2 separate regions of the Homo sapiens genome follow, and region 2 is linked to region 1. A link is a loop called in an ENCODE intact Hi-C map of the cell type or tissue named here. Cell type or tissue: heart left ventricle. All regions are shown on one strand. Each heading gives the region's core, and the rest is flanking DNA. Links, peaks and the distances in the headings are about the cores only.

Region 1 (2,908 bases), core at 187-2,686:
TGAAGTACGTATATTTTTGTCTCTCCACTTTCAGATTTTAGGTGATTCAAAATAAGGGCTATGTTTTCCCATGGTATCTGATTAAAGCTTGTTGCTATTGCTTTCCAAGTATCTAGTGAAGTAAGCCAAAAGCATGGTTTGCTGAGTGGGCAGGTGGGGCAGACCCCCTTCTGGCTCCTTCACTCTCCTACACTGCTGCGGTGGCCACCTCGGGGCAGGGATTGGAGAAAGCCCTTGAGCTGGCATAATGCAGCCCAACAGTTGCTTGGACATCACAGTTTAAACCCTGGGTTAGCCCACAACTCTCTGTGCTAGAATATCATCATGGAATCTAACAGGCGTGGTGAGCTCCTGGACCTTCCGGAAGACGGGATCTCCTAAGCTCCCTCCACTAACTGCCAGGCCCACTGTTTCTAGGGCAGGCGCAGGAGGGAGGCAGCCTCTCCTTTTCCACTTGGTCCTGCAATGACACAGTGGCTTTCAACACTGGGTCTTGGTGGCGACCCCTGGCCAGCTTTAGAGCAAGTGTTGTTGCTGCTGACAATGGGGCCAGCCCAGGACTGAGGCTCCTTTTCATCAGGCTGTTTGTCCCTTTACGTCCTAGTGTCAGCAGTCCTGGGAACAGGAAACGGTTTGTGCAATAGGAAGCAGCAGAAAACTGATGACTGAATACTTTTGAGCTTTGTGGAGAAAATTTCAACGTAGAGAGATTGCACACATCCCAAAATACGTGTGTACGAACTGGAGCCCTATCCAGGCCTCCTTTTCAATTCTTAAAATGATGCTATTTATTGAAAGCTTACCATGTCCCAGGCATGCAGTGAGGCACCCATGCCATCCTAACATCCTTATGCTGCACCACCTTACCTTACAGGCAAGAAAAGAGAGGTGCAGAGAGTTTACGTTGCTTTTAGCAAGTGACAGGGTCGAGATTTGAACCTGGGACCTCTTCAGTGACTTTTCTGGATCCTCCTGCTCTGCAGCTGCCTCGGAGGACCAGCAAATTCTTCAGGAAAAATGTTTCAGGACTTTCCGTCCTTGTTTCAGGACCGTTCCTCTGCATTATCTGTGAGAAGCGTTTCTATAGTCTTGGCACATAGTTATGCTGTGGGGCTAAGGTATTATTATTTCATATTTCAGTGCAGAAGGAAGTACTTATTAAAAGGCCCCAAACCAGTTGTCTGAGCCTAGAGATGAAAGGCCTCCTTCCCGCACCGGCCTGGGTGCTGAGTGGCCCTGACGCCAGGCCAGCCTGCCACTTACAGTCTGAGACTTGTGTCTGCTCCCTCTTCCCAAACACAGAGGCAGGGCCTGGCTGGGGCCATCTGATGAAGTGCCAGTGTGCCTTCATGAAATCAGGCATGGGACTGACTGAAAAGCTGAAATCTGGTGAGCTGAGGGGGAGGAGAAGGTCAAGTCTGGCTGTCGGTCTACAGAGGTCAAGGACCTGGCACAGAGCAGGGCCTGCTGCCTCTGCCACCAACAGCCAGGCACCCAGAGAGGAACTGGAGGAGAAGGCGGCTCGCTGCTGGCAGGTCAGCTGATGGGAGAGTTTACAAGACTGTCTTTGAACTCCTCGCATGCAAGCCCTTCTTCTCCTTCCTGATTCACATTTAAGTTTGCGTTCCTGATCCCCTCACATTCTTTCTGCTCCTTTAACAGCTTCACCTGGACACAGAAAGGACAGAGGCAGGAGCAGGGCCACGTCCCTCTGTCGATCACAGCTTTAGCTTTCAGTTTCTCACGGCTGCTTAATTCCCAGCTCACACTATCAATATAGGGCACGCATTTTAAAACTGTTAAATAAAAACAGCTGCTCATTTCACTATGCCACATTTTCTTTCCAACTCAAAAGGATGCTCACTACCAATGGATACTGAGAAAAATACAGTGTCATTAATGTCAGTTAATCAAGTTGGTGGTCCTTGAAGATCTATAAAATGTAACTGTAACACATTTTACAGATTGGCTTAGACAGAATAACTAGGAAATAATAAATGCTAGCATCATCAGTATTACTTGTACAGCTCAGCAAAGGAACGCAAATGGCTACACAGGACTGGGGAAGAACAGAACAGAGATATTTCTTTGTGTGAAATACAGAGTTTATCATAAGGAGGAGAATGAATCACTTTTCATCTCTGGCAGCAACCTGTTTTTTTAACATATTATTTATGGAAAATAGAAAGCAAAACTGAAGCCTTTGGTATTTCATTGCCACTGGATAAATGTCATTTGTATAAACCTTTCTAAATTTGGATATATACCCAAAGAACCTACATGTATCTTAGACAAAAAACTATCCACTTTCATTACATTTAGTAAAAACTCATAAGCCCAGGATTAATGGACATAAAGATATGAAATAAAATAATTTTCTAAATATGCAAAGAAGCCCATACAAACAGAAGTAATAATCAAAAAGTTGTAACAGTTGGTCCAGCACAGGCATAAATGATCAGTGTCTGCCAGCCCTGATGGGGTCAGGGTGCCAGGCATCTTGCCTTTGGTTGCTGGGTTAGGGGGGTCCCGGGGCTCCGGAAGAGGGCCTGGGTAGTATGGCTCAGAGCAGTGACTGCTCACTGAGTGGTGTGGGAATCTTTCAAAATTTAAAAACTGAAAAGGCTGTACTGGTGTGTACTGCTTGAATCTCAGTGCTACAAATAATTGCTTTTAATCTTTTTTTTTTTTTTTTTGAGACAGGATCTTGCTCTGTTGCCCAGGCTGGAGTGCAGTGGTGTGAGCTCAGCTCACTGCAACCTCCATCTCCTGGGTTCAAGCCATTCTTGTGCCTCAGCTTCCCTAGTAGCTGGGATTATAGGCGTACGCCACCACACCTGGCTAATTTTTGTATTTTTTGGTAGAGATGGGGTTTCGCCATATTGGCCAGGCTGGTCTCAAACTCCTG
Region 2 (2,908 bases), core at 239-2,738, 50 kb before region 1:
ATTTCACTCCAAGGCTGCACGTGTCTGTAAGAACGGGCCTCGCCCATCTTATGCAATTTGCATAGGAATCTGAGGAATATCAGCAACTCTATACAATAACTAAACAAATTTTTTTCAGAGTAAAAATTTGTTATGGAGCTTAAATAAAGACTGACAAAACATTGCATTCCTTTTTCCTTGAGCTTCTTTCAGACTAGCGGGCATCAGAATGTATAATAATGGAGCTCTCTTTGGAAAATGGTGACAAGGCTAAGGTTTCTGATTATAGCTACAAATGCTTTAAATAGCGATCATAATTAATTATTAAGAGACGTAGTCTTCCTTTACACATAGAAGACTAAAACCTTAAGGAAAAAATAGGAGATGTCGGTACATGATCTCTTCTAAGGCACTAGAGCTTTACGTGGGATTAATGTCGGTCAGCGTTTTAGGAATGGAGATGTCACTTTTGAGGAAGTGTCTCCAGGAGGTGTACTTGCCCTCACAAAGTCATGATGAAGGAAATGCTGTGCTTTTCTTTGAACTGGTGCTACCCAATGCTGGGGGAAGAGGAGGAAGATCAGACACTTGCTCCGTGTATCTCCTCTCTGTGGTTTGCAGAAGACATGTGCCAGACACAGGAGAAACTGTCTACTCATTAGCAGAGACACTAAAGGGTCTAGACGGTGCCCAACGGGGGTGGCATGTGGTATATAAAGGGGTGAAGAAAGGAATGCAGCTTGCTAGATTCATTTCCCTTTTCGATTTTCGGCAGGCTGACTCTCATTTCCCCAAAGGACATGCAGAGTTGGCATGGAGGCTCCCAGCCTGGCCGGCCCCTGGCAGGAGCTGTGGACAAAACTCTGAAATGTGGGGCTAAATGTTCAGAAACAGCAAATGCTGATAACTCCTCCAGACCTGCTGGCATTCTGCCTCCTGGCCACTCACTCCAACAGCGTGGGAGGACCGGGTAGGGGACAGACTGAGGGAAGCCTGTGCAGGCATTCATGTGTGCAGAAGTACTGGTTTGCACACGCATCTGCGTGTGGCTGTGTAGGCTGTGCTGTGTTAGCAAGAAGAAAGAAGATCACGGAGAGCATTCAGACGCCCTTCAGCTGGACATTCAGCTTTTTCTTCTTCTTCTTTTTCTTCTTCTTCTTTTTCTTCTTCTTCTTCTTCTTCTTTTTTTTTTTTTTTTTTTTTTTTTTGCCTGCTTGGCTGCAAAAGTCCAGAGGAAGTGAATCCACACTTGCTGATGACCTCATTTCCACCGCTTCCCAGCAACCCCGCCAGCCTCTCAGGGGGAGGCTTATTCAGCCAGCCACTGGGGACTGCAGGGAATGGAGACTGGGGAGAGCAGGCCTGCAGCTGCACCCCAATTCCACTCCGCCAACCCCTACTCCCACCTCTCCCATCACGGGTTGCAGCTGGCCTCGTCATTCTTAAGAAAAGGGACTCAGGTGATAGTCAGACCGAGTGATGAGGGATCTAAGCAGACAGGATCCAGCCGACAGGCCGTGGTTGTAAGTTCTGTGCAGAGAGACTGGACTGTGACAGGAACAAGTTTCCTGTGAGCATGCCATGGAAATTAGTCACCCAACAGAATCAGCAAAACATCTATTATTGATGATATTTGCCAAACTGGAGACAAATTGAGTGCTTTGTCCTGAACCAGGGATGATGATATGTGACTTTTATTAAATCAATAGATCAATTTAAAGCCAATAAGTGAACTTCCAGAGATTGATCAAAGCCATGGATAACCCAGGGAGCTGAAAGGTCAACTCCCCACGAAACAGCAGCTTGTGAACAGCGGAGACAGCCTGTGACTTTGCAGAAAGTTAAACACCGCATTCTTTTCCTTTCTCCTCTTATTCCTTCAGTTTCAGAGAAAAGTAGAAACACGCTGTATTGTGCAGCTATGTATGTGGCACGTGCATTGTTTAAAAATGTCATAGGCACTGCTGGACCCTGGGGAGAGAAACTCTGTGACGTTCAAGTGCTTTACACCAACAAGGCCCCTCCAGGCACATTCCCACGTCCTTCAATATTCATATTTGTAATTTGTCGCCCTTATACAGATTAGAAAGTTGAGGTTCCTGGAGGGGCTAAGTGACCATGCTTGAAATGGGAGGGAGAAACGTGAAGCACAGATGTGGGTATGATTCACAAACTTGCTGCCAAGGAAGGCCACAGTGTTGCACACAGGCAGGAGTTCCCCGCGGGCCTGCACTGGATCGGAAGCTGCAGACTTAGAATCGCCTCCGGGTTGGCCCCGCCCCCTCCTGCTTGGCCCCGCCCCCTCCTGCTCCCCGCCCGGTGCCACCCTCCTCCCCAGGCCTCTAGGGTAGAGCCAGCTGGGAACTGTTTCTCTACATACACACAGCACTTGTGTGCACACACACAGAAACACATGCTCACACACACACAGACACACACACGCGCACACGCAAACACATAAACACACACTCCTACATATCACACACTTGCATGCATCATCACACACTCCCATAATCACACACACACACACTCACACACACAAAACCACATAAAAACACACATACACACTCACACCCACAAAACCACATAAAAACACACATACACACTCTCACGCACAAAATCACATTCATACACCATAGATATACACACTAACACACACACAAATACATAACTACATACACACAATCACACATTCACAGACATCATCACACACATACAGACTAACATATACATAAACACGCATAAACACACACATAAAAACATAACACACGCACATAAACATACACACAGAGACACTCATGCACAGACACATAAACACACACTCGCAGACATACACACACAAAAACACACACAGAGACACCCTCATACACTCACACACATAAACACACACAGACACTCATGCACTCTCACAGTAAACACTCCCACACAC

Evidence for each region. A loop is a pair of places that touch in the nucleus more often than their neighbours do. Peaks named below come from ENCODE experiments on the same cell type or tissue, not always from the same donor. Only the 100,000 strongest peaks of a DNase experiment are listed, where the experiment ranks them.
Region 2: it touches region 1 in a loop (2.9-fold over the local background); 39 of 110 quality-filtered maps call a loop at or near these places.

The regions. Positions count from the first base shown.
Region 1 is chr6:163,404,511-163,407,418 of GRCh38, forward strand. No RefSeq gene overlaps it. Among named protein-coding and RNA genes, the nearest start is that of CAHM, 8.0 kb to the right of the region's middle. RefSeq lists enhancers at 1,175-1,244, 1,255-1,434, 1,665-1,854. In heart left ventricle, for the core only: no CTCF peak of the experiment used is centred there; DNase peaks (open chromatin) are centred at 227, 534 and 1,491; H3K4me3 peaks cover 1,028 bases; H3K27ac peaks cover 2,500 bases.
Region 2 is chr6:163,354,354-163,357,261 of GRCh38, forward strand. No RefSeq gene overlaps it. Among named protein-coding and RNA genes, the nearest start is that of DKFZp451B082, 8.8 kb to the left of the region's middle. In heart left ventricle, for the core only: no CTCF peak of the experiment used is centred there; DNase peaks (open chromatin) are centred at 898, 1,288 and 2,238; H3K4me3 peaks cover 881 bases; H3K27ac peaks cover 1,843 bases.